Linked DNA regions of Homo sapiens: region 1 is linked to region 2. A link is an interaction called in ENCODE POLR2A ChIA-PET data of the cell type or tissue named here. Cell type or tissue: Caco-2. All regions are shown on one strand. Links, peaks and the distances in the headings refer to the core of each region. The heading gives the core; the rest is flanking DNA.

Region 1 (13,289 bases), core at 10,761-13,260, 63 kb before region 2:
TGGGGCTGGTTATTCTGAGAAACTGCAGACACAGGAGTGGCTCTGAAAAGCTGCCCTTTTGTAAAACACAATGATATCCATCAAGAAAATCTACATTAGTAAAGTATCTCTATCAGGACTGGGGCTGCTCCAGGCAACTGTGATGTACCAAGAGATTTTATGGGCATAACAAGACCACATTTACTCACCCTACACTTCCTCCCCTCACTCTTCCATAACTTGTCTCCACCACCCACCAGAAGCCCCAGGTCCCTATTCCTTTCTGTGGCTCAGGGGGCTATATAAGCTTCCCTCTTCGGACCCTTCTTTTGAGTCTCATATTTTGTGGGACTCCCAGGCATATACACATAATTACTGTGTTTTTTCTCCTGTTAATCTATTTTATGTCCATTTAATTTGTAGCCCAGCCAAAGAACCTAGGTGGGTGGAGGAAGCCAGTTTTCCATCTCCCACATTTGCTGACTTGCTGTGACTAATCTCATTCAAATTCTGGCTTTCTAGGGCCACATCAGGCCTTTCAGCAGCTTGAATCTGCATGGTTATCTACAAGGCCACACATTCTACAGAGAAAAAAAAATCTATATTTGTCTACACATACAATGGGATACTAAGTAAAATGCTACGACTCTTGATGAGCTATGAGCACCAGCATGAGTCCCCTAGTCCCTCACAGAACAAGAGCCAGCCTATTCCCAACAACTCCCCTGTGGGAGCCTCTGATGCACAAAACCACTGTCCAACCGAGGGCGCAAGAGTCAAAGTTCTTTATTGACCAGGGAGGACCTGAAGGGAGAATTTCAGGAATGCCAATTTCCAAACAATCCTAAATGACAAAGCCAGCCTCCTACTTCTAAGAATAAGGACCCATATATTAAAAGAGCCAGACCTCTGAGTTTACAAATGTGAAAACTCAGAATGAAAGCCATCTTGAGTGGTACCCAATCTTCATCTGCAGCCACCATTCTACTTTGGCCTTTTCTATCTTACAACTTGACTACTCCAATTTCATCTTCATATATATATATATATATATATATATATAGAGAGAGAGAGAGAGAGAGAGAGAGAGAGAGAGAGAGAGAGAGAAGGTTTTGCTCTGTTGTTCAGGTTAGAGTGCAGTGGTGCAAACACGACTCACTGCAGCCTCAACTCCTGGGTTCAAGCGATCCTCCCACCTCAGCCTCCCAAGCAACTGGGACTATAGGCGTGCACCACCGCACCCAGCTAATTTTTGTACTTTTTGAAACAGGGTTTTGCCATGTTGCCATGCTGGCCATGTTGCACAGGCTGGTCTCTAACTCCTGAGCTCAAGCAATCCACCTGCCTCAGCCTCCTGAAGTGCTGGGATTACAAGCGTTGAGCTATTGTACCCGGCCCATTTTCTAATATTTTTGACCAATAAAATATTATCTCTGGATAGTGAGAAGATATTTCCCTGGTCCCTGAGTTGTAGACAATTCAGACAGTCTCCAGGAAAGTCCGTACCTGGTCACCCCTACACCTTCGGTTCCTTTCCTCTCACAGGCATTTAAGCTCTGAATTTTTGAAAGCATAGTCACATTTGAAGAAGTGGAAGAAAAACAGTATCCAGAAAAATAAAAATTCACATAATTTTGAGCCTACATCGAGAAATGCAATATGTGAACCCAAGGAGTGAGCACAAAGAACAGAAACTGCATTCTGGACAGAACGGGGTCTGGGCAGGTTTGTTTCTGAGGATTAGCACGGGAATGAAGGGGTTTCCTTGTTGTTACAAACAGTTCAGGAGTGATAACTAATGTATCCTTTCCCATATTAACCAATGTATCCTTTCCCACATTAACTAATGTATCCTTTTCCACAATGCATCAGTGTTTCAGTGTTTTTCTTCACCAAGAATTATGCTGTATTTAAAATACAAAGCCAGGCCAGGTGCAGTGACTCATGCCTGTAATCCCAGCACTTTGGGAGGCCAAGGCAGGAGAATTGCTTGACCTCTGGAGTTAGAGACCAGCCTGGGCAACATGGCAGAAACCTCATCTCTATAAAAAATACAAAAATTAGCCAGGGGTGTCCCAGCTACTAGGGAGGCTGAGATGGGAGGATCATCTGAGCCTGGGGAGGTTGAAGCAGCAGTGAGCCATGACTGTGCCACTGCACTCCAGCCTGGGCAACAGAATAAGACCCTATCTCAAAATAAGTAAATAAAATTTAAAAATAAATGAAACCCACAGTGATCGCCTTTTCATGGGGAATCTGAAATAAAGCCAAATTCATAGAAGCAGAGAGTAGAATGCTGTTTACCAGAGGCTGGGACATGGGGGAGAGATGTTGGTCAAAGGCACAAAACTTCAGTCAGCTAAGAGAAATTAGTTCAACTACTGGTTAGTTCAACAGTTAGATCTATTGTACAACTTAGTGACTCTATCTAGTCAATAACAATGTGCTATATACTTGAAAATTGGTAACAGAGTAGATTTTAAGTGTATTCTACACACACAAAAAGGAGGGGAGGTAATACATTAATTAGCTTGATTTAGCCATTCTACAATGGAATTTTTATTTCTCAATTTAAAAAAAAACAGGAGCATAGTGTTTCACGAACGTTTTATGCACCAATTCTTCTCCTGGTTCCCTAAACGCTTTATGCATTCTCTTTCTTACCTACAGAATTCTTTAGCAACAGAGAGGGAGACACGGGTGGGAGGTTAATTCCATTTCACCGACATCATAAATGAGGCCCTGAATGCCAGTCTTCTCAAGCCCATGGAGTGAGTGGGCACTGTCATGTGCCCAGAAACCTAGGGCAGGTCTGCGCTGAGCCAGTGCCATTGCCCACTAGCTATTTTTCTGGGAGGTATTGCCAAAGCGTTGCACTGTTCTTAACAGCAGAGATCGCTGGCTAAGGCTGATCTGGGCAGGCTCTATCTTGGGAGTGCTGGCTGAGTTTACCAGGCACACCCTCAGCCCCTAGGCCACCTGTCTTGTTGGTCCAGGTAAAATATGCAGGTCACAGATATGGACTGATAGTTGCACCCAGTGGAAAAACAAAGAGGAAATGGAGAAACTACAATCAGGACAAAGAACCCTTGGACAGTCCACCGAGCCCTGTGGCATGACCAGGACAAAAGGGACAGTCCCATCCCACAAAGGGAGAGAGGAGGCGGGCAGAAGAGCTCCGCTGGCCGCAGCCTAGGCTTGGCTTGGCTCAGCCCAGCCCAGCCTAGCCCACTTCCCTGTCTATGGGAGCAGGTGGCTGCTGGCCCCAGGTCATGGAGCCTGGAACGTGCATGGGGCTGGAGGGTAAGAGCTGTGCCCCCAGAGAGGGGCTGGCTTTCATGGTGTGTGCTCCATAGCAGGCTCAGCCATGCTCTTCCCTTATCTGTTACCAGAAAGGCTGGGCAGGAAGGACATGAAGAAGGAAGACCTCTGGCTCCTGAAGTCCTGCTTCCCCTCATCTCGCAGGGCAGGCAAAGGACCACCTTCCACAGACATGTTTTCCTTTCTTGCCTGGTGCTCTTCCCCACTGACCCCAGGGCCATCAGCAGCAGGGCTCCTGGGAACACAGTGCCACATATGACCACACTCCTCCAGCCTCTTGCCTCTTCTGTGTCTCGTGTCACTTCTCTTAGGCTGTGCCCTGGCACGTAAAGATGCTCGTGACAAGTGCCAGATCTGGAAGTTGCCCAGGAGCAGGTTGCCTCCCACAGCCTCCCCAGTTAGGGCAGGAGACTGATCTGAGCTGTTAAGGGGCATTCGTGGGCCAAGCCAAAGCCCAGGGCGTGGAGCCCCGCTCTCTTTTCAGACCCCAGCCTGGCTCTGGGTCACTGAGGCTGGGGCACAAACTTCCCCAGCAGCTGGAAGCCAGTATGTCTGCCAAGGAGGTTGCAGAGAGGATGAGGCAGCCCCAGGAAGCCACAGGAGTAAGTCAGCTGTTCTAGATCAAAGGTGATTCTAAAACCCAAAAACTCTGATGCTTTGGACTTTTTGGGGTTGTCTGGGGTGAGGAGGGCACATTTCTCTAAAGCCATCCTAGCAATTACCCCTGTAGGAATCTCACCTGTCAGGCACAGGCGATATATGCCCTCTTTTCTCTAAGTCAGTTTGAATTGGTTTTTTTCTACTTGCAACCAAAGGTACCCAAGCTGAGGCCACAGGCAAAACCTGTCTGAGGATGTTCTGGGTACAGCTCTGCCCAGAAACACCTCTTTAGGCCCCAGGCTCCTGGTCACAAGCCTTCGCCTGCTCACACAAACTCCGCTAGTCACAGGTTTGGGGGTCCAAACTCAGCGCTCTCACACACAGGCCAGAATGCCAAAGGGACAGCCTGCCCCTCACCCCCTGCCCTCCCCGTCTGCTCTTGCTCACCCTCTGTGCACTCCTGGCTCTTCCTCCTCCCACAAGAGCCTGGTGCTGTGAGGGATGCTCCTCACTCCCCCAGCAGCCCTGCGCCCCAGGACGGCGTCTTAGGGCCATTCATGAAAGGCAATGGGCAGTCACAGGATCCTCTTCTGAAAGAGGCTCAGCTGGGAAGTTCCATGCAGGATCTAAATGTGCGCAGATGTTTTCCCTAAAGTAAAGTTAATAAAGCCAACCTCTCCCGCCTTCTTCCTGGAGGGAAAATACTTCCAGACCACTGTAGGCGCCTCCCTTTAACGCAGAACAATGAACAATGTGCAGCTTCCACCAGGGGCCTGGATAAGTGGCACAGAGGAGTCACCGTGAGAGGCTGGAGCCCCTTGGAATGTGGGCTGCTTCTCAAGTACAGAGACCCAGATCTGAGCCCCAGGAAGGGTGGTGCTGGCACAGGACTGCTGCAGCAAACTCAGCTCCTCCTGGGTGGGCAGCAACAACAGGCTGTGCCCTCCCCTGCCTGATTCTGTCACCCAGCAGTAGACGGAAAGCAGCCCAGGTATTTTCTAAATGTCAAGCTTCAACCTAGACCAATAGCCTGCTGTAACCACGAGTCAAAACATAAAATTAAGGCCCCAGGAGTCATGGGTCATATCCCTGCAGCCTTGAGTACAATCTAGCTCATCTCTAGGGCTCCACATTTAGGCTTGGATGGTTTTAACTCAGGCCAGTCTCAACAGGTGTCAGGTACCGAGAGCCCACATGTTTGTCCAACCACCTCTGGGCTTGCTGGTCCTCAGGAGGGGTCAGCTTTCTCTGAAGATGGCTACAGCTATTTTCCACTTGGGCTGAACACAGTAAACACCCACCTTCCTTGGAACTGACCTCTAGAACATCCCCAAGGAGATGTATGGAGACAGAAAAGAAAAAAATACTTCAGAGCAAAGACACAAGGCTAATAAGACTCATGGAAGGGCCTGGCCAAGGGCCCAAGGAGGCTCATTTTTATTCCCAAATTAACCATCCATTGCATTTCCTCATGGGACAAAGAATTTGCAATCTAAGCTGTTTCACCACGTGGGAAGAGGCCTCTGATTTGAGTTTACCAAATGATACGTCCACCTACAAACATTTTCTTTTAGCACATTGAAAGTTAAAGGGAAAAGATTAAAATGACTACCTGACTTATTTTGAATAATGACTAGCCGGAAAGGCCTAAGTCATATTTCACAAATGAAGTGCTGGGGGATTTAAACCCTCTGTTATTTCTAAAATCCTGATGTTTCCAGTTCTAACATCCGCAGACTCTGGAACTCCACAAACACCTTGGAGTAAGTGAAGCTGGAATGTTGATGGTAAACTTGGCCCAGCAGCTGGCCTGAGTTCTCGGCCCCATAAGGACACAGAGCCACTGTGACTGCCTGTCAGTAGGGCTCCGGGAAACCCTGAGCAGAGGGGCCACCCCACCCTACCTCCACCCCCCTACCTCGGCCCCCACTGCTCTGCCCAGAGCCCAAGGCTTCTGTTTTAGGCATGAAGAGCTGCATCCATCCACTTCCATTTAAGGAGAAAGCAGACGAAAAGGCAAAAGCAGAAACTCAGAGGAAACAAGTCCTTCTGAATAAGGAGGCAGACAGGTACAAAACCTGCGGGGAGGCCCACCACCCCCACCGGATTTATTGCACAGCCATGGGGTGCACTGTACAAAAGACCCACCTTCCTTTTTAAAAGGCCCACTGCTTTCCTTTGTAAGGGCTAAGAATGCAGGAACAAAGGAAATCTATTGCTCACGGCCCCTAATCTACTGCTCACAGCCACACACCAGCCTCCTCACAAGCCCTGCAGTGCTTGCAGCAGACTCCTGGTCTACCCAGCCAGCAACTTCCTTGGGTGGAAGGAGATAAAGACAGGAAAAAAGAGACCAGCCAAGGGACGGAGCAGAAGATGCCCGCTGAGGGGAGTGGATGGAGTGTGCTAAGTCTCTGAGGCTGGACGGTGTTGTGTGTTCAAAGAACTGACAGGCGACCAGATCCTGGTGAACATCAGGCGAGGGGAGGAGCGGCGGGAGCCAGGTGGCAGGGCCTGGAGGCGCTAGCAAGGGATTTGGATTTTAGACTAAAAGCAATGGGAAGCAGATACAGGTTTTAACCATGGAAGTCCAATGACATGGACCGTTCTAGAAAGAAGAGAGGTGAGGGAAAAGTGAAGATAAGACTTGATTATCATGGTCAGGCACAGTGGCTCACGCCTGTGATCCCAGCACTTCGGGAGGCTGAGGCAGGCATACCATTTGAGGTCAGGAGTTCGAGACCAGCCTGGCCAACATGATGAAACCCCGTCTCTACTGAAAATACAAAATTAAAACCCCGTCTCTACTAAAAATACAAAAATTAGCTGGGCACAGTGGCGTGCACCTGTATTTCCAGCTACTTGGGAGGCTGAGGCAGGAGAATCGCTTGAACCCAGGAGACGGAGGCTGCAATGTGGCCCAGATCATGCCACTTCACTCCAGCCTGGGGGGCAGAGTGAGACTCCACCTCAAAAAAAAAAAAAAAAAAAAAAAAGACTTGATCATCAGGTTTCTGGTTTGAGCACCTGGGTGAATAAGGTCCCAGGTGTTGAGATGAGGAAGATGGGGGTGGGGCTGGGTTCGTTTGAATGCACATTTGTTTTTGTTTTAAGAGGAAGATGGTCATCAGAGTTCTACGTTGGACATGTTGAGCCTGAGCTATCCAGGAGAAATCCAAGAGGAGATATGAAGTAAACTATTGAATTAAGGCTGGGCACAGAGGCTCATGCCTGTAATCCTAGCATTTTGGGAGGCCAAGGCGGGAGAATCACTTGAGCCCAGGAGCTCAAGACCAGCTTGGGCAATATAGGGAGGCCCTGTCTTTACAAAAAATTTAAAAATTAGCCAGGCATGGTGGCGTGCACCCGTATTCCCAGCTACTCGGGAGGCTGAGGCAGGAGGATCACTTGAGCCTGGGAGATGAAGGCTGCAGTGAGCCATGATTGTGCCACTGTGCTCCAGTCTGGGTGACAGAGCGAGACCCTGTCTCAAAAAAAAGGAAAATTACAGTGCTCAGATGAGAGGGAAGGCTATAAATTGGGGCATTATCGGCACATATTATTTAAGTCCATGAGCATAAATGAGATGTCTTAGAGAGAGAGAACAGAAAACAAAGATTGCCCAGGCCAAAGGGGACATAAGTCTGAGCCCTGTACCAATCATCCGTATAACCAGGAATCAGCAAACTACAACCTGCAGTCTGTTTTTACAACTAAAACTCTACTGGAACATGGATTTACATGTTGTCTCTGGCTGCTTTTGAACTGTAACAGCAGAGATGCTGCACAAAGACGGAATGGCCCAGAAAGCCTAAAATATGTACTATGAGGTCTTTTACAGAAAGTTTACTGCTCCCTTAATTTAAACCATCCAGAGGACTCAGTTTCCTTATCTATAGAAGTCACCCACCTTGCAGGATTAAGGGATATAATTATTTCTATAATGAAAAAAACCTAGCACACAGACATGGTACACAAGAGTTTCTGCTGAATCTGAGCCTGCTCAGTGGGCTTTTCACTCCTGGCTTCAACACTGCAGCATCCAGCTGTTTCCATATTTGGCAATGGCGTTTAAACAGCACACACCTGCACTCCAGAAACAACTGCTAAAGTGAATTTGTAAATATAAACAGAAATGTCATCTGAGCTACTGCTTCCAACACAGGATAGATGTGTGTGAGCAGTTCTGACTCAGTCAGTTCTTTGTGGCCAACCAGTCTCCCCTAAACCCCTGTCCAACCTGAAACAAAGCATCAGTCCATGAACAATTGGTTTTCACAGAACAATTGCTTACAATGCCTAAGTCCTCACCATTAATCTTAAAGGGAAGAAACAGAATTGTTCAGCATCACTTGCTTACCCCAGAACACTGCCCTAGCTTGGGTAATCCATCTGCAAGAACAGCCAATCATGTTTCAGAATAAAGTTGTTTCCTAGGCAACCAAAAATCTAGCCACAGAAACAGGCTGTAGACAGTGGAAAGAAACACAGGGATGGGAATGGGAGGGTCGATGGAAGAGCAACCCAGAATCCACTGACCTTGATCTGATGTTCACCTGCAGTGCCACACTCAATCAGTATCCAAGTCCTAGCTGTTCACCCCATCCTCGACAGGGTACCCTGTCCCAGGGCCCTAGCATGGCATGGCCCCTTGGATGATTGGTAGCTACCTGGAGGACCTCGGAATATATTTGCCTTCAGCCCACCTAAGAGAAAGCCTCCAGGCAAGTCCCCCAGAGAAGATAGTGAAGGCCCAGGACCCTTATGAACACAGGCACAGGGCCACGCTGGTGATATCTAGGAATAATGGCAGGGAAAAATGCACCCAAGCTTCCTTTGGGAATCAATCTCCCCCTCCCACTCTACAGATAATGTTGCAGCTTATTCTATTTTAGGGGAGAAAAAACTCTATTGTGTCCAACAGTAATATCCAAAGTAAAATCTCCGTCCAGGAACTCAGAAACTGGCTGCAACTCACATTAGGAATGCTGTCGTTTAAGCTAAAGCATTTAGCCAAGGGCTGCCCCAAGAAACAAAGCCTTGAAAAAGATCTATGGCTGGGTGCGCTGGCTCATGCCTGTGATCCCAACACTTCGGGAGGCTGAAGCAGATGGCTCACTTGAGCCCAGGAGTTAGAGACCAGCCTGGGCCACATAGCAAGGCCCCTGTCTCTACAAAAAATTATTTAAAAAAAAAAAAAAAAAAAAAAGCTGGGCATGGTGATGTGTACCTATAGTCCCAGCTACTTGAGAGGATGAGGTAGGAAAATCCCTTGAGTCCGGAAGGTGGAGGCTGCAGTGAGCTGTGATCACACTGTTACATATGAGCCTGCGCAACAGAGTGAAACACTGTCTCAAAAAAAAAGAAAGAAAAAGAAAAAGATCTAATGAGAGCTAAAGAAAGAGTCCTGCTTAGAGCCCCAGCGACCGTTTCTGGCCTTCTGAGTGACTGAGAGGCTGGCAATTTCAGGCATAGGGCATTTCCACTTTTGCAGTTTTCTGGCACTTACGTCTTCTCAAGAGTCTTTGCAGATGTGGCATCTCACCTCTGAAAAACCCTGCGAGGCAGGAGGGGCAGGATCAGAGTCATCGGATTTTCTCTACAGCTCCCAAAGAAAAGGTCAGGAACCACATAAGGGAAGGGACCAGAACCCCACTTCTAACCACAGATGTGTGGAGAGCTCCAATCTCTCTACCTACTGCGGTGGTACCCGAGATCCTTCTTTTGCCTGGCCTCTCTCCAGCTACATCTGATCCCACCCACTTCTGAAATCTCAGCCAACTCATCAACTTCCCCGAACTAGCTCCCAATCCAGTTTTCTTGTCTGTCTTGGCCAATGCCACTTCTTTCTCTTAGTTACCAGGGTATGAAACTTCCATTTTGTACTTGCCACTGTCTCTTCTCTTCCCTCCCCCATCTCATCAATCACAGAGCCTGTTGCTTCCTCCTCCATCGCTTCTCTCCCATCCACCCTGGCCCCTCTACTTCGATCCACAGGTCTACAGAGTATGGGTTTCCATATTTGTGATTTGTTTTTTAGAGCCAAGGGCACGTGCTCACTTTGAGAGTAGGGCAACAGTCGGGGCAGGCCGACTTTGCCAACAGAACCACCGCTTTTGCTCTCTGATAATGGCCCCCTGGGTGGTTTTCAGTGGCCAGGGTGTGGGGATTTGGTGGAAGCTGAGGGAACCCCTGAAACGGGGGTCTCCAACTACATAAAGGACAAAGTACTTAATGCTGCCCCACTTAGCAGAAGCCACACCACATGGGGCTGCCACAGAATCAAGGGATGAACAGCAGGTCTGATCAATAGCTGCAGCCCACATTTACTCAAGTACTTCCTGTCCATTCCTGTGTCTCCTACCATCCATACTGAGAAATAAGTGTTTTCTGTGGGAGAATTCTCCCTCCCCTTGCTACTCATATTCTATTTAGAAACAAATGGTCACTATTGCTACAAGAACTTCTTTGCCAGATAGGAAAGGAGCAGTCAGAGAAGTGGCCAGCTGTTTCTCATGGACAGGATGGAGGGAAGACTGAACCAGCTCATGGCTTCTCAAATTTTGAGATGCCTACAAATCACCTGGGCATCTTTACAAGTCCCTGGATGAAATGGAGATTCTGATTCAGCTGGTCTGGGGTGAGGTCTGAGGCTCTGCGTTTCTAGCAAGCCCCTTTGGGAAGCTGATGCTGTCATGTGTGGCCGACCCTGGGAGTAGCAAGAGACTGGTCACCATTTGCACCTTCATCCTCAGGCTTCAATCCCCAGTCCCATGGGACTTCTGCTACTCCAATCTTGATGCCTGAGTTCTCAAAAGGGGAGATACAAAAGTCGCTCCCTCCCTAGCCCAATGCACTCCTGCATAGAATGAAGCTGTCAGCTGGAGCTACAAAAGCTGCCCAAAGGCACCCCAAACCTGCAATTGGAAGGAAAGAAATCTTAAAACTAAAAAATTTAAATTAAAAAAAAATCCTTCAGTCACTTCCAAATCCTCTATCTTTTGATTTCACTCTTACACCATGGCCCTCCTTAAGCCAGTCTTTCACAGGGAACCAGCAGAGAAAAAGGGAAACATTCACTCTAGATTCCGGTTGTCAGGAGCTGTCCCCCGCGGCAGGTGCGCACCCTGTGTTTGTCACCATCCCTGCAGCCCTGACGGCATCATCTTACAATGCAACCTCTTTCCTGCCATGGGCCCCACACTCTGTTGCTGTCTTGTGTATTATTCACGTGCATGCATTTTTAGCTGCATGGAAATACTACCAAGAAAGACCTGTGCCTGGGCAGAAAAGAGGCACTCTCCGAATATATATTTTTAAAACCTCTAGACTGGGAAAGAGCACATCTGCACTAGAAAAATAAGCCCCAGTTATTCAGAGAGCAGAGACGGGTTTTGAAGAGGACAGATGCTAGCAATGGCACTGGCCCCAAATATTTCCTCTCTCTCCATTTTTTTAGAACAAAAATGTTACGGGATGGAGGGTGGGATTTTGTGAATGAGTGAATATACTATCGTAAAGATCTATATTTAGAGACATTTCAGAGGCAGCAGTTCTAGGGAGAGAAGCCTCAGGCGGGGGCATATGGACCAACTCAACTGTGAAAATATTTGATAAACAGCTTCCATCACAATGTGGCCATTCAGCCTGAAATTTTATTTAAACACCACTATCCCAGTGGGCAGAACCTTAAGGGACCTTATCCAAAAAGGCACAGCTACCTAACAGAAGCTATCTAAACTCGGCCCTCAGCTGACGGAACACTGATCATTTATTAACTCAGCTGAAAAAGAGGGCGGGGACGTTAGGGACCGGCGAGCTGAATTTCCAATGACTGAGGAGCACATTTTCCCAAACGTACAGTCACATTGTCCTTTCTGTTTCCTAAGCTCTTCACTAGATAGGTCTGAGCCGTGAGAGTTGGCCAGTGCCTGTCACTGATTAACTCAATTCCACTATAGGGACTTGCAAAAAATAGGTTAAAGTGGTTCTTTTCTGCCTAGACTCGAGTTGTATTTCCATGCACCTAGCAACACTACACGTGCATGAGAAACAAGGCAGGCACAGCACAAGGATCATAACATTTAAAAAGAAAATCCTCAAACGCGATGTGCCTCCATTGTAAGACGATGCTTTCTCAAGCTACAGGGGTGAAGACAAATGATGGGTGCACACCTGCTCGGAAGAATGACTCCCTGCTAAAGAGCTGGAGCCCAGAAAACCACGAGGCTCAGCCTAGCATTACATCACTACGCCGAGCCAGCTCCTCACTGAAGCCCAGGGGTCGAGGGACCAGTGAGGAAGTACCCCCCGGGGCCCCATCCCTCCTACAACACACAGATCAATCCCCACCATCTTTTAATCTACACATCCATGACTCTTAAGAACCCACTTTACTACCCCTACCCCCAAGTCCCCAGAAAATACTCTTCTCTGAAACATAGTCTTCTCTCTGGAAAAGTGGGGGCAGGTGAGGCTGGGAGGTCCACTTTGGATACAAGCCTGAGTTGCTGAAATGCGACCCGGCCGGCAGACCCATTCAATACGCCCCATCGTCCAAACATGCCTGGGTAGGTAATGGAGACGACCATAACAGAAACGTGAATTCTAATAAACACTCGGCCAGGATAAAGGCCACTTCTGAGCACGTTAGCTCTGTGGTTGAGAGAAAAGATCGGATTCCTGGATCGATGCACAGTCAAGCACTGCCTCCACCAATGACAGGACGGTTCGGCCCTTTACTAATAATAGCAAGCGGCCTTGTCCTCGAGTGTTCACCAGAGTATGTGGATGATGCTTAGGCTAACTAGACGGAACGTCCACCAGAGCGCACCACGCCATCTGCCCAGCCACAAGCGCAGCTGCCCGGAAACTGGGCTGTCGCCCCGGGCACGGAGCTGCCACGCTCATGGGTTCTTCCTAGGAGGAGGCAGTCGCTGATGCCTGGCTGTTCCCTTGCAGGAAATACCACTGTGCCGGGGGTGCAGAGGAAAGATGCTGACGGCAGGAGAAGCCCCCCAGCCATGCACCCACTGCTGAGCGACCAAAACTGAATTCCAGGGAATCGTTTCTGCCCACAGCAGTAACTTGGGGCTACCAGATGCTCCTCCCAGAGCAGCCCCAGGTAAAGCTTTCCAAGGCTGCGAAGAACCCCAGGCCAGCCTGGGCTCCAGGTTGCACAGGCATTAGGAAAGGCGACACTAACAAAGCCCGGGCATCCTCTCCTCCTCCCCGGGAGACTCGGGGCGGCCCGGGCGGAGCACTTACATTGCCTCGGAAGCCTCCAGGTTCAGGTCGCTGGCTGGGGCTGGCTGCAGGGACTGCGACCCTCCCATCCTCGCTGTGCCCTGGCGTGCAAGCTAGCCGCGAGCGGGGCCAGCGTCCTGGCG
Region 2 (14,997 bases), core at 5,571-8,070:
GCATGTTTACAGCAGCACAATTTGCAACTGAAAAAATATGAAACCAGCTCAAATGCCCATCAATTAACAAGTGGATAAAGAAAATGTAGGCCAGGCGCCATGGCTCATGCCTGTAATCCCAGCACTCTGGGAGGCCGAGGTGGGCGGATCACGAGGTCAGGAGTTTGAGACCAACCTGGCCAACGTGGTGAAACCCCATCTCTACTAAAAATACAAAAAATTAGCCAGGCGTGGTGGCGCGTGCCTATAATCGCAGCTACTCGGGAGGCTGAGGTAGGAGAATCACTTGAACCCGGGAGGCAGAGGCTGCAGTGAGCCGGGATCGCACCATTGCACTCCAGCCTGGTGACGCAGCGAGACTCAAGAAAAGAAAAAAAGAAGACCGGGCGATGGCTCACACCTGTAATCCCAGCACTTTGGGAGGCCGAAGCAGGTGGATCATGAGTCAAGAGATTGAGAACATCCTGGCCAACATGGTGAAACCTCGTCTCTACTAAACATACAAAAATTAGCTGGGCATGGTGGCACGTGCCTGTAATCCCAGCTACTCAGGAGGCTGAGGTAGGAGAATCACTTGAACCTGGGAGGCAGAGGTTGCAGTGAGCCAAGATCGCACCATTGCACTCCACCCTGGGTGACAAGACTAGAACTCCATCTCAAAAAAAAAAAAAAAAAAAAGAAAATATGACATACACATATATATATACACACACACACATAGAGAGAGAGAGAAAGAGAGAGCGCGCGCGCATGGAATACTACTCAGCCATAAAAAGGAATAAAATAATGGCATTTGCAGCAACATGGATGGAATTGGAGACCATTATTCTAAGTGAAGTAACTCAGAAATGAAAAACAAAACATTGTATGTTCTCATTCATAAGTGGGAGCTAAGCTATGTGGACACAAAGGCATAAGAATTATATAATTGGCCGGGCACAGTGGCTCACGCCTGTAATCTCAGCACTTTGGGAGGCTGAGGCGGGTGGATCACGAGGTCAGGAGATCGAGACCATCCTGGCTAACATGGTGAAACCCCATCTCTACTAAAAATACAAAAAATTAGCCGGGCGTGGTGGTGGGTGCCTGTAGTCCCAGCTACTCGGGAGGCTGAGGAGGGAGAATGGCGTGAACCCAGGAGGCGGAGCTTGCAGTGAGCCAAGATCGCACCACTGCACTCCAGTCTGGGCAACAGTGAGACTCCGTCTCAAAAAAAAAAAAAGAAAAAAGAAAAAAAAAATATATATATATATATATAATGGACTTTGGGGTCTTGGGGGAAAGGGTGGGAGGGGGGTGAGGGATATAGACTACACACTGGGTACGGTGTACACTGCTTAGGTGGCAGGGGCACCAAAATCTCAGAAATCACCACTAAAGAACTTATGCATGTAACCAAACACCACCTGCTCCCCAAAAACCTATTGAAATATATATATATATATGTTTTAAAAAAGAAATGTGCATTCTAGCAAGCATATTTTAAATAATTCTTTTTTAAAAAATTATTATTATTATTTTGTTTGTTTGAGACAGAATCTTCTCATTTTCTCACCCAGGGTGGAGTGCAACAGTGTGATCTGGGCTCACTGCAACCTCCGCCTCCCAGGTTCAAGCGATTCTCCTTTCTCAGCCTCCCAAGTAGCTGGGATTACAGGCACCTGACACCACACCTGGCTAATTTTTGTATTTTTAGTAGAGACGGGGTTTCACCATGTTGGCCAGGCTGGTCTCGAACTCCTGACCTCAAGTGATCCACCTGCCTCGGCCTCCCAAAGTGCTGGGATTAGACGTGTGACCTCAAGTGATCCACGCGCCTCGGCCTCCCAAAGTGCTGGGATTAGAAGCATGAGCCACCGCACCCAGCCTGTAGATAATTCTGATGGAGATGCTTTTCAGAGCACACTTGGAGAAATTGAATCGAAGTTTTATGGCCAGCATTATTGGTTGCTTTCAAAACTGCTGTTCTTCCTCCTTGTTTCCTTACTTTTGTTTAAATAATTGGGTTAGGCATGGTCCTGTTACACACCCTTGGCCAATGAAACAGAAGAGAAAATCAGCAGGCCTTCTGGAGATAGTTTTCTCACTCTTTGGAAGAGACACAAGACAGCATGGCTCCTGACCATCAGGGGTCTTCCTGCCTCTTGACATTGTCATGCGAGGGCGCAGTGCCTGGAGCTGCTGCAGCCAGCTTGAAACGATGAGGGGAGCATCTGGCCACACACTGAATGTGGGTAGAGAGGAAAATGAAAAGGGCCTGGGTCTTTCCTCAATGATGTCGCTGAACTAATGAATTACACAACCTTGGACTTCCTGCTGGTGCAATGATAAACCTATGATTGTTGAAGCTTTCTTGTATTGGGTGGTCTGTTACTTGTAGCCAAAAGCATCTTCAAAGGGCTGTCAACTGTGGTGCTGAGAAGCACTCATATGGTAGATACTAAACCTAAGGCTTCAGAAAGGAATGAAAGACCACAAAGCACATCATCATTTGCCAAAGGAGTCCTGCAGAATACAAAAGGCAAATCAGTGCCTAGGAAGTAACTGTGGCCCTGTCCACCAAATAATGCTTTGCTATGCATTTGCAGCTTCCTTTAAAATTATGTTGTAGCAACAATACTTTGCTTTTGCTGAGAAGTGGAAAGCCACATAGAAATGAGAAGCCAGGCTAGAAACCTGTGCTCAATTTGCCTGACACAGAAATAACCATTAATGGTTCAAATACCCACCAGCATCTGCAATCACCCTCTGAGTGCCCATATGGAACTGAAAAAATGTGAAATTAGCCCAAATGCTCATCAATCAGTAAGTGGATAAAAATGTTTAAGACAGGGGCCGGGCGCGGTGGCTCACACCTGTAATCCCAGCACTTTGGGAGGCTGAGGTAGGCAGATCACCTGAGGTCAGGAGTTGGAGACCAACCTGGCGAACATGGCAAAACCCCGTCTCTACTAAAAATACAAAAATTAGCCAGGCATGGTGGTGGACGCCTGTAAACCCAGCCACTGGGGAGGCTGAGGCAGGAGAATCGCTTGAACCCAGGAGGCGGAGGCTGCAGTGAGCCGAAATCACACCACTGTACTCCAGCCTGGGCAACAAGAGCGAGACCCCATCTCAAAAAAAAAAAAAAAATGTATATGTATATACATACACACACACACACACACACACACACAGAGAGAGAAAATGTTTATGACAGGCCAGGCGCAGTGGCTCACGCCTGTAATCCCAGCACTTTGGGAGGCTGCGGCGGGCAGATCACCTGAGGTGAGGAGTTCGAGACCAACCTGGCCAACGTGGTGAAACCCCATCTCTACTAAAAATAAAAAAAAATTAGCCAGGTGTGGTGGTGGGCACCTGTAATCCCAGCTACTTGGGAGGCTGGGGCAGGAAAATCGCTCGAACCCGGGAAGCAGAGGTTGCAGTGAGCTGAGATTGTGCCATTGCACTCCAGCCTGGGTGAGAAGAGCAAGACTCCATCTCAAAAAAAAAAAAAGTGTTTAAGACAGGACGCTACGTGGAAAGACAGGCACATGCTGGAGAGGCAAGAAGCAGGAATACGGAACCAAAACACCAGCAGACACCAGGTACAGTCAGAGTTCAGAGCAGGAAGAACCTGAGGTTATGATGTATATTAGGGAAAGTAACTTCAGGAGGCTGAAGGAAACCTCCATTCCATCGAATGGCTCACTTCTGCCCCACTGGATCAAGGGCCTCTCCCCTGATCACTTCCCCCTCCATCCCAGACTGCCAATGCCCAATTTCATCCCTTATCAATCCTGGGAAATGAGGCCAGAGACTGGAAGCATCCAAGGCTGGCTGGGTAACTGACAGGCAATATGTGATGCGGAAGGTCAGAGGCCAAACACTCCCCAGACACAGAGCATACTGGTTCCTTGCTGGGAGCTGGGAGTCTAAATCAAAGTTCATACATCTGATTTGTTGATGGGCATCCAAAGAGAAGCTTCGGAATGCTGGCGCCCTGAGTGACAGCACACTATCTTCACAGAATCACGGAGCGTCCTGTTAGGGGCACCCATGCATGCCAGACAGCATGAACTTCCCTAGACTAAAGGAGTTTCATCTAGTTATTCAAAGTCACTTATCAAGTGCTGCTACATCCTGGCCCTGTGCAAAGCACTAGGGTTAAAAAGTGAGATGCAACATGGTTCTTATGCTTACGTCTATCATCAGATAACGATGGCTACCACATGACAGGGATGGGAAAGGAATATTTTAACCAGCGTTGGAAGAGGTAAGGGGAGATGTTCCAGAAGAGGGAATAGTTAAGCTGAGTTTTAGAGGATAAGTCAGTGTTACCACGTTAGGATTTCTCAGATTAGAGTATTTCAATAGTTATGCATTTACATATTAGGAAAAAGATGCCATGAGCACACCAACTCATAACTTCACAGACATTGACTAGTAACACAACGAAATAAAAAATGAAAGCTGAGCCTGGTGGCTCACTCCTGTAATCCCGGCACTTTGGGAGGCCAAGGCAGGAGGATCAGTTGGAGTCAGGAGTTCGAGCCCAGCTGGGCCAATATGGTGAAACCCTGTCTCTACTAAAGATACAAAAAAATTAGCTGGGCGTGGTGGCAAGCGCCTGTAATCACAGCTACTCAGGAGGTTGAGGCAGGAGAATCACTTGAACCTGGGAGGCGGAGGTTGCAATGAGACAAGATCGCACCACTGCACTCCAGCCTGGGTGACAGAGCAAGACTTCGTCTCAAAAGAAAAAAAAAATCATAAAATAAAAATGAAGCCATTTTTAATAAGTAAGTAGATAGAAAGATAGTAAGTAGATAATAACACAAGTAGTGTACAGAGATGGTAAATGTCATGAATGTGGCCCATGAATGATTGACACTGGTGAAACATTGAGCTGAAAAAAGAAGAGGACATGGACCAGAAGAGAGAGAGAATATTCTAGGCAGTAAGAATTGACTCTCCAATGCCTTCTAATAAGGAAGTATATGATTAAGTCATTCATCAAGTATTTATTAAGACCTACATTTTGTTAGGTACTTCTAGGAGCTGCAGAAACAGCAGTGAAAAGACAACATCCTTGCCTTCATAGACAATGCCTTCTAGATAAGGACAAAAGGCCATATTCATTAAATACCAAATAGAGGCAAAGTCACTTAGGGCCATGAGCTGTTTTAGTCTTATAATGCCTGTGTACTGTCTCTTGAAACAGAGCATGGTCTCCATGAGGTCAGGAAACCAAGCCTTCCTGCAGTGCTCACCAGGCAGCTGGTCGGCTGGGCCTCCACTAGGTTGACCCCAGTCCAGTGCTCATCGTCCTCCATCCTTCCTCTCTCCTGCAAGACAAGACCCCCGCCTCCAGGCCAGCCTCCCTCAGCTCTACAGCTCAGGACCACCTTGCCCCATGACGCTCTTCTTCTCCCACAGGACAGTATCTCAGGGATTCACTCAAACACCAAGAATTCAAACTGAAAGGGTATGTGGGGCCTAGAAGATGACCCCATCATCTGCCAGCTTTGAAGAGTGGCAAAATGCCATCCACATGCCAACTTGCAGTGTGCCTCCCCCACTTAATAACTGGTAAAAGAACACCAAAAAGGTAATTTAAAAGCTTTTCTAAAATAACCACAATAATATTATGCACCATTTGTGAGCACTGGTCACAAAGATGGCCCTCTGCTAAGTGGCTCCCATCTCTTCTCTGCCTTAATTCTCTTAATGAGCCTATGCAGCAGGTACTGCTGTTGTCCTTAGCTGGCAATGGAGGAAGCAGGCTTTGAGTGGTGAACTCACCCGGAGGCCACACTGAGCAGTGCCACGGTTCATACATAGGCTCTGTGTGTGCAGAACTCAAACTCCTAACCAGTCTACAGTGACCACAGCTAAACTGTGGGTTATTTCTTATATACTCTAGACATGTCAGGAGGGGAATATGACATGAGGAACCCAGCCATATCATAGGAATTCAGCCCTCACACTCATAAGATCCATTTCACTGGTGAACTCTGAGGAACTTTCCTTCTTTCTTTCTTTTTTTTTCTTTTTCCTAGAAGGAATAGTGCTTTAGTCTTCTGAGCTAAGTCCTCACATTCCATGATGGGCTGTACAAGCAGCAAGATACATTCCTGAACTGCAACCCAGCAAAACTTGGTTACAGGGCGAGGAGGCATATTTGTAGAAGGGATTCAAGCCTCCTAAAAATTCAGCCATTACCTCCACCCATGCTAAGAGGAAATGTCAGCCTGAACCCAAAATATACACAAGGAAATGTGTGGGGGCAGCTCTGCACACGGCTCTCAGCCTCAGCCAGAATTTCTAGATGTGGCCTCGGCATTTTCCCTGAGGGCACACAGAGCCCAGTTCACACAAGCCAGGTCTGCACTGCTCGGACAGACGTGTGTTCCATGAGCCAAAGTGCTGACGGCTGGTCTCACAAGCCAAATGTACCTGGCCAGGCTCTCCCAGGGGCCAGTGTGCTCCTGCACTTGAACTTGGCCTAGTCCCAATTTAAAATAAGCCTTCGACTAAATAGGAAGCAATGCCCTGCCTGCTGTACCTTCTCTGGCAGAAAAACAACTTTCTCTAGGAGACAGTCAGATGTCCAAGTGACATCAGGGCAAAGGTGAAAAATAAACTATTTGATGGATCAGCCGCAGTAGTGTGAGGGTTTGGCAGGGCCAGGAGTGAGGCGCGGTTACGGGGTTCAGTTCAGCCTATGCAGTGGGCTTGATGATGTAGATGTCTTATGCTGCAACAAAGAAGCATCTGAGAGCCGAGTTGGTTTGATCTGCTTCTGCAGGCCTTAGGCCAGCTGTTCCGTGTTGTGTAGAAATACCTGGCGAACTTTGAAAATGTACTACCCCCAGGCTACACCCGCATATCCATTAAACCGGAAGCTCTGGGGGTGGCATCTAGGCATCAATATTTTTTTTAAGCTCTGTGGGAGTTTTCAGTGTGCAGCCAATGTTGAGAAGAGTGCCCCAGACCCCTTGCTACTTAAAGGGTGGCCCATAAACTGCCCAAACCGACGGGTGAAGCGTCACACAGTACCTTGTAGTAGGCAATACCGTCTAGGTCTGCGTAAGCACACTTTATGATGTTTGCACAATGATGAAATCGCCCAACAATGCATTTCACAGAGCAGCTCCCCATCATTAAGCAATGCATGACTGTAAAGATTCCAACTCAGCAGGCCTCGGGTAAGCACCTGAGACTCTGCCTTTTTCTTTTTTCTTTTTTTTAAAAAAAGGATGGGGTTGGCTGGGTGTGGTAGCTCACGCCTGTAATCCCAGCACTTCGGGAGGCCAAGGCAGGCAGATCACAAGGTCAGGAGATCGAGACCATCCTGGCTAACACGGTGAAACTCCATCTCTACTAAAAATACAAAAAAAAAAAAAAAAAAAAAAGCTGGGCATGGTGGCAGGCACCTGTAGTCCCAGCTACTTGGGAGCCTGAGGCAGGAGAATGGCATGAACCCAGGAGGCGGAGCTTGCAGTGAGCCGAGATCACACCACTGCACTCCAGCCTGGGCGACAGAGCAAGATTCTGTCTCAAAAAAAAAAAAAAAAAAAAAAAAAAGATGGGGTTTTGCCATGTTGCCCAGGCTGGTCTCGAACTCCTGAACTCAAGTGATCCTCCAGCCTTGGCCTCCCAAAGTGCTGGATTATAGGTGTGAGCCACCCTGCCCAGCTAAACACAATCATTCTACAAACATTTGTTGAGGGGCTACTATGTGCAGCCCACTGTGCTAAGGACTGGGGACCAGGCACAGTCCCTGCCATTGCAGGGGACTCCTTCCAATAGTGATAGATGTTCCTTGGGTGATACATGTGCCAGCTCTGGTCAAGCATTTCCAGTGCACTATTTCACTGAATCCTCATGAGGTAAGTATTAATTTTATACTCATTTTGCAGGTGAGGAAACTGAGACCTCATGAGACTAATATGACAAATGTCCTACAATGAATAAGCAGCAGATTTGAACCCAGATCTGTCCAGCTCAAAACACCCAATCTCTTCTGCAAATGAGAAAATCTGATTCACCAAACTGTAATACACTTGCCCCTGTCTTAAAATTATTGTCAGGCTACAGAAAGGAACCTCGCTACTCTGGTGGGAGGTAGGGGTACTCCTGGGGAGTGGAAGGGTCGGGAAGGCTTCACAGAACAACGTTTGTCTGAGCCTCTTGAACCAGAATGTGGTCCCATCACAGGCTACAAGTAGAGGGAGGGGCAAGGCAGGCAGAGGGGTCACCCAGAGACATGGGCACATGGGTCTGGCCAACATCTCTCAGCCACACTGGAGTTCCTGCCTCTTATGTCTTTACAGTCTGGGCCTGCTTCTGCACTTACACCTTTCTCCACATTTTTATACCAAAGGAAAAGGGGTTAAGAAGAGAAGACAACAGTCGGGCGCTATAGCTCATGCCTGTAATCCCAGCACTTTGGGAGGCTGAGGCGGGCAGATCACTTGAGGTCAGGAGTTCGAAACCAGCCTGGCCCACATGGTGAAACCCCGTCTGTACTAACAATACAAAACAGTTAGTCAGGTGTGGTGGTGCGTGCCTGTAATCCCAGACACTTGGGAGGATGAGGCAGGAGAGCTGCTTGAACCCAGGAGGTGGAGGTTGCAGTGAGCTAAGATCGGGCCACTGCACTCCAGCCTGGCCAACACAGCAAGACTCCATCTCAAAAAAAAAAAAAAAGGAAGAGAAGACACAAAATGGCCTTTGTTAGACCTTAGAGCCAGTGGCTTTTCAGGACCTTTCCTTCTCAGAAAGGAGCAGGGAAGAGTTACAGCTTTCCTCTTAGACTCAGTCACAGTCCCCAAATGCAGAATGCAAAGAGAGTTTCTTTTTTTTTTTTTTTGAGACAGAGTCTCGCTCTGTTGCCCAGGCTGGAGTGCAATGGCACGATCTCGGCTCACTGCAAGCTCCGCCTCCCAAGTTCAAACGATTCTCCTGTCTCAGCCTCCCGAGCAGCAGGGACTACAGGCGCACGCCACCACGCTTGGCTAATTTTGTATTTTTAGTAGAGACGGAGTTTCGCCTTGTTGGCCAGGCTGGTCTCAAACTCCTGACCTCAGGTGATCCTCCTGCCTTGGCCTCCCAAAGTGCTGGGATTACAGGCGTCAGCCACTGTGCCCAGCCCCAAAGAGTTTCTGAAAGCAAAAGTGTCACCCCAGGAGAGGCAATTTTCTACATTCCATTTTTACAGAATCCTCTCCATTGAAGATAAAATATGAACTAAATGAGAGGTATACACAACACTTCAACAGAAGCCTGGTAGTTCCTAACACATAAGCTTCCCATCTTCTTGAAAAAACAAAACTAAACCCTGCAGTGATCATTAAGTCGTTTTATCTCCCACAAATTTATAGCCCACTTGTAAAGAAACAGAGTTAAGCTGAGTTAAGCTGTAGCCTCTGTGCTTTGTGGCCCTGGCTTTCCTTTGCTTGGCTGACAGCATTTGCAGGAGGGTTGCCGAAAAACCACCAGCAAAAGCCAGTTGGGCCAGTGCTTGCAGCTTCTTTAATTCACCACAATTTGGGAAGTATGTGGATGCTGCTGGGGAGGACAGACTCAGATTAGAGTTCAACAGGAGAACGTTCTGCTGAAACTGGAGTTTTATCTCCTTCCAGCTGAGTGTGTCAGAAGGAGACTATGAATGACTATGAATGCCCAAGCCAGGCATGAGGTGGTACCTCATCTCAAAGGTGAGCTTCGCTGCTACCCAGCCTCAGGTGCCAGAGGAGCATCTGCCCAGCCATCCTTCATAGGTGGCCTGGAAAGGCAGTCTGGTCTGGGGTTGAGACTTAAGCCCAGGCTCGGCACTCACACTCTGCTCCAAATTCTCAGTCTGCCAACTCTGGCCATGTGTATGTTTCAATACCAGCTGCTTCGTCACTTGCCAGGAACAGTCTACTCCTCCAGCTATTATGTTATGGCGTCTGGCAGGCAGGGCCAGATGACTTTTCACCCTGCCCTTTCCTCTAGGGGTTTGGAATGGGCTCACAGCTCAAAATATCATGCCAAAATTGTCGAGGCGGTTTGTCCCATGAGATGTGCTCAGCACAGCCAGGCTCACCACACAGGCGTACTCCCACCCACTAATGTTAGCTTGCAGCCTCTCTGCAGCCGCTCCTGGCAAGAGGTTAACCCCAAAGCCCTAGATTCCACAAGGAAGGGAATGCATTCCCCACGGGTGCCAGATGGCTCCACTTCGCATCCTATACAATATTGCAACACGGAGAGCCACCCCCATTGGGAGGCTGAGGCTACAGGACGAGAAGAAGCATTAGAGGGTAGTGGCACATTCCAACAAATCCAGGCCAGATGTACGTGAACTCTATGAGCCCGTGTGTAAAAACACAGGTACCTACCATTAATCTACCTTAAGAATAGTCTTATCATCATTTAAGTGATGATGGTAATATTAATGATAGTAGCAATAAAAACAGTAACCTCTGGTACCTCAGTGCTTACTGCATGCCAGGTGGGCACTTTGCTAAGCTTTTCACACGTTATTTTTTACATAACTCTCTGTGGTGGACCCTAGCATTATACACATCTTTCAGGCAAGAAACTTAGGGTGGCTAAGGAACTTGCTCGAGGGTAAAGAGTCTAATAGCAGAGCCGTGAGTTAGACGCAGCCACCTGCCTCCAAAGTGCTGTCTGACCTCGTTTTTCAGGACAGGAACCCTCAGACTCACCTGATAGCTAGTTGTGTTGAATTATGTAGCAAACACGTATGCAGCGCCTAAGGTGCCTCATGCAAGGTATCAGGTGCTGGGTAACCAAGAGCCATGCCCTGCAAATCTAACATTCTCCAAGAAACAAGATCATAGCTTATTCTCTTAGCCAGAGGCCAAGACCAGCTCTCTATCAAAATGGCCACAAACATATCCATGCAAACATTTCTAGAAAGACAACCTAGGATCATGATGTCCAACTTCCTGATCCTACAGGGTACATAGCGAGCAGACAGGAGCCCGTGAACAGCTGACTCCTCACGTGTGTGCTGGGCCCTGGGCTGGGAGTCAACAAACCACATCTGTCACTCACCTGCCCCACATCAACCTACCTACCTACCCACCTAACCATTTACCCCAAACCTCTTTCTAGCAGAGGAGCGTGTACCCAGCGTGTCCTGAAAGCCCATCTCAGCTCTTCCCCGGTGAGAGAGCCCTCGGCTTCTCCTTCCAAGTGCCTGGCTTGGGTGCACATTTGCTGGGTGGCTGCTGAGCTGGCTGTGGGGATGGAGTTGCCCAGAAGCCCCCCTGCAGCTCAGGGACCTTGTCCACGAAGTCTCCACTGCAAGCTGACTTTGTGTCGGGTGTGCCGTGTCTCATCTCATCTTCTCCCCACTGTAACCCTCCTTTACCCCCAGGAGACATTGTCAGCCCCATTTACCTGCAAAGAAGCTGAGGCTTGGGGCAGTCCTAATAGCACCCAGCATCACCCCTCCAGTGGGAGCCAGGATTTAAACTCCGGCCGCCTACCAACCCTAGCCTCCAGCTTGATCTCATCCTCAGCCTCATTTCTCCTCCCTCCTACTCCCAGGGCCCTCCCCGTCCCCTGGGGCCACTTCAGAGCCCCGCTCTTCTCCCACCGAGTGTACTCCTGGCCTGAAAACTGAGTGCTGACCCAAATCCACTGTGCATTGGGGTCCTTGCTAGGCGCACCCTGCCCTCTCTCGGGACATAGACTCCCTTCCCCTGAGTTTCTTCTTCTTTCTTCTTTTCTCCTCCTTCTCCTCCTCCAACTCTTCTTCTTTTTCTTCTTCCTCCTTTTCTTTGAGACAGTACCTCACTCTGTCACCCAGGCTGTACCCAGGAGTACAGTGGTATGACCTTGGCTCACTGCAGCCTCGACCTCCTGGGCTCAAGCGATCCTCCCACCTCAGCCTCCTGAATAGCTGGGACCACAGGCATGTACCACCACACCACGCTAATTTTTCTTTTTCTTTTTGTAGAGATGGAGTCTCACTATGTTGCCCAAGCTGGTCTCTAACTCCTGGGCTCAAGCAATCCTCCCACCTCAGCCTCTCAAAGTGCTGAGATTATAGGCATGAGCCACCGTGCCCAGCAACCAGGCAAGTTTTTATTCCTAAACACCCTCGGCCAGGCTTGCAAAAGGAAAGGGCATTAAGAGCATCAGTAACTAGACCTGTTCCAGTGCCTTCCCTGGAAAAAGAAACACTTTCACAGTCTACATCTGAGTCATCAGGCTGCTAAAATATTTAACACTGGACTAACAGGCATTAAGAAAGCAGAGAAGAAAGAAGGGGCTGAGATGCTGTAAGCTGGGGCCTGTTCCTCATCCTGCCAGGTTTTCGGGACAAGAACAGTGCAGAGACATCAGTGGAAAAACCACATGTCTGCCCATTTGGGCTCCCTCCCAGTCTGGTGAGGGGCAGTCTTTTTTTTTTTTTTTTTGAGACGGAGTTTTGCTCTGTCGCCCAGGCTGGAGTGCAATGGCGCGATCTCAGTTCACTGCAACCTCTGCCTCCTGGGTTCAGGTGATTCTCCCACCTCAGCCTCCTGTGTAGCTGGGATTATAGGCATGCACCACCCTGCCCAGCGAATTTTGTATTTTTAGTAGAGACAGGGTTTTACCATGTTGGTCAGGCTGGTCTTGAGCTCCTGACCTCAGATGATCCACCAGCCTCGGCCTCCCAAAGTGCTGGGATTATAGGCGTGAGCCACCGCGCCTGGCCGGTAAGGGGCACTCTTGTAGGTGTGGCCACCGGGGGGTTTGTGGGCAGGGAGGGTTTGCCACAAGCGCTGCTGTCAGGAGCCAGTTCATGGGGCCATCCAGGGCTTCTTACAATGCCAGCTCAGATACGGGTGCGCAGGCCTGGATGTGAGGTCACATAGGTGAAGCCAAGCCCCCAGGTGCAATGGGAGGCCTCCTTGGGTGCAGGAAAGACACCTCCTGCTGATCCGCATTACTGGGCAGATGTGCCACGAACACACCTCAGCCTCCATTCTAGAGACACAACCACTTGGTCTCCCCACTTACAGAGCCAGCCAGCGGGAGGAAGGGGCGCCTAATACTCACCGAGCACCAGCAGGTGCTTGAGAAATGTCCAGGGCCTCACACACAGAGCCTCACCACACCCACTGGCTCTGATGGCAAGGATTAGCCTCTGACGTAATGCAAAGACACAGTGGCTTCCAGTTGGGTTGTCCTGTGTGGAAGCCACAGCCCCATGTGGGTATTTCACTATAAATTTCAATTAGTTGAAATTAAACAAAATTAACAATTTGGTTCCTTAGTGGCACCAGCCTCATTTCAAGTGCTCGCTAGCAGCCTGTGGCCAGCAGCGACTGTATTGGAGAGTGGAGACACAGGACATTCCCACCACTGAAGAACCGTCGGTGGACAGCGTTGCTGTAGGGAACAGGGCGCCTCCCCAGGACTCCACCTGGCTAGTAAGAGAATGATCAGCGTTCTGAACGTAGATCTGATGTCTGAAAAGCCTTGAGGTTCTAGTTCTAGTTCCAACTCTTATTAGCTTTTTGACCTTGACCAAGCCATGTCACCATTGGGAGCCTCCATTTCCTCATCTGGAAAAGGGGTACACAAACAGCACCCACCTACAGGTTGAGGTGAGAAAGAACCACGATGCTGCAGTGTGGAAGTACATTGGCCCAGAGTGGGGAATAAATGAAAGGAACTTATACAGAGCACTTGTGGCAGGTGCTCTCAATAAAGTGGCTCATTTAATTTTAACAGCGCTGTAAGGGAGTACTATTTGCTCCATTTTACGGGTGAGTCAAATGCCCCGCAAGGCGATGGCCCCAGGATCACAGAGCTAGAACCTGAGCCCTGTCAACTCTTGAGGCCTGTGCTTGTCACACCCTAGACCTCAGAATCATATGGTCTTTTCTCAAAAGCCTAGAAGCAGAATTGGGGTGGCTGGCATTGGTGAAAGGAAGATCCCCATCCCCCTCCTAAGGAGGGTCCCCAGTTCAGCACAGGCATCTGGGGGGAAACTTGCCATCAGGGGCCAAAACCCAGGTCTGTCTCTGCAGCTAGTTAGCCCCCTAGTCCTGTCCCCATTCTGAGACTCAGTTTCCTCCTCCATAAAGTGGTGGGGGGGAGCTCAATAAGAATGCCCCCACATTTCCTTGCAGCTCTCACCAGCTAGAGTGTAAAATATTCATCTCTCAAACATTGCTGCTGAAACAAAACCCAAACCCAGGTCAAACACAGTGGCTTCTACCGGTGGCCATAATGAGAAGTTCTCAGAGAGGAGCAAGTCAGCTTGGAGACATTCAATTTGGGAAATCATCACCTTGATCTGAATGAAACTGGCCCTTGACTTTGAAGTGGCAGTGAGCGGCTCTTCCATGCTGTGGGTTCAAGTGCAGCATGAACAGGGGACAAGCGGCAGAGAGGCTCCCAAGCTCTGGAGAGCCAGAAGCCAAGGTGGTGGCATGCCTGTCCCAGCCACCTGAAGACAGTGAATCCAGCCCCTGCCACCAAGGAGGCAGCCGCCCTTTGTGCAGATGCTTCATGAACCCACTTTCAAAGGGATTTAGAGGGTCGGGCATGGTGGCTCATGCCTATAATAATCCCAGTGCTTTAGGAGGCCAAGGTGGGAGGATTGTTTGAGGCTGGGAGTTCGAGACCAGCCTGGACAACATAGTGAGACGCCATCTCTACAAAAAAGTTGAAAATTAGCTAGGTGTAGTGGCGCGCACCTGCAGTCTCAGCTACTTGGGAGGCACGGAGGCTGGAGAGTTGCTTGACCCCAGGAATTGGAGGTTAGAGTGAGCTATAATCTCACCAAGTCACTCCATCCTAAGAGACAAAACAAGACCTTATCTCTAAAATAAATAAATAAAGATACTTGAAGCTTTTCCAAATGACAGATTCACCTCTCAGGAAATTCATTTTACTTATGAAACACAGATGCTTCATTTTACTTATGAAACACATAAAGGCTGCATTTCCAAAGGCTCCTTGACTTTGGTATATGATTGTTTATAGTGACTGAAG

What was found. ChIA-PET counts read pairs that join two places held together with the same protein. Peaks named below come from ENCODE experiments on the same cell type or tissue, not always from the same donor. Only the 100,000 strongest peaks of a DNase experiment are listed, where the experiment ranks them.
Region 1: POLR2A ChIA-PET joins it to region 2 with 9 read pairs; 6 of 35 experiments call an interaction of 5 or more read pairs at or near these places.

What each region holds. Positions count from the first base shown.
Region 1 is chr10:122,163,871-122,177,159 of GRCh38, reverse strand. The region is part of intron 7 of TACC2 (transforming acidic coiled-coil containing protein 2); the gene reads right to left. Among named protein-coding and RNA genes, the nearest start is that of BTBD16, 100 kb to the left of the region's middle. RefSeq lists enhancers at 2,729-3,300, 4,449-5,022. In Caco-2, for the core only: no CTCF peak of the experiment used is centred there; a DNase peak (open chromatin) is centred at 11,725.
Region 2 is chr10:122,094,124-122,109,120 of GRCh38, reverse strand. All of the region lies in intron 5 of TACC2 (transforming acidic coiled-coil containing protein 2), which reads right to left. Among named protein-coding and RNA genes, the nearest start is that of TACC2, 110 kb to the right of the region's middle. In Caco-2, for the core only: no CTCF peak of the experiment used is centred there; DNase peaks (open chromatin) are centred at 6,353 and 7,110.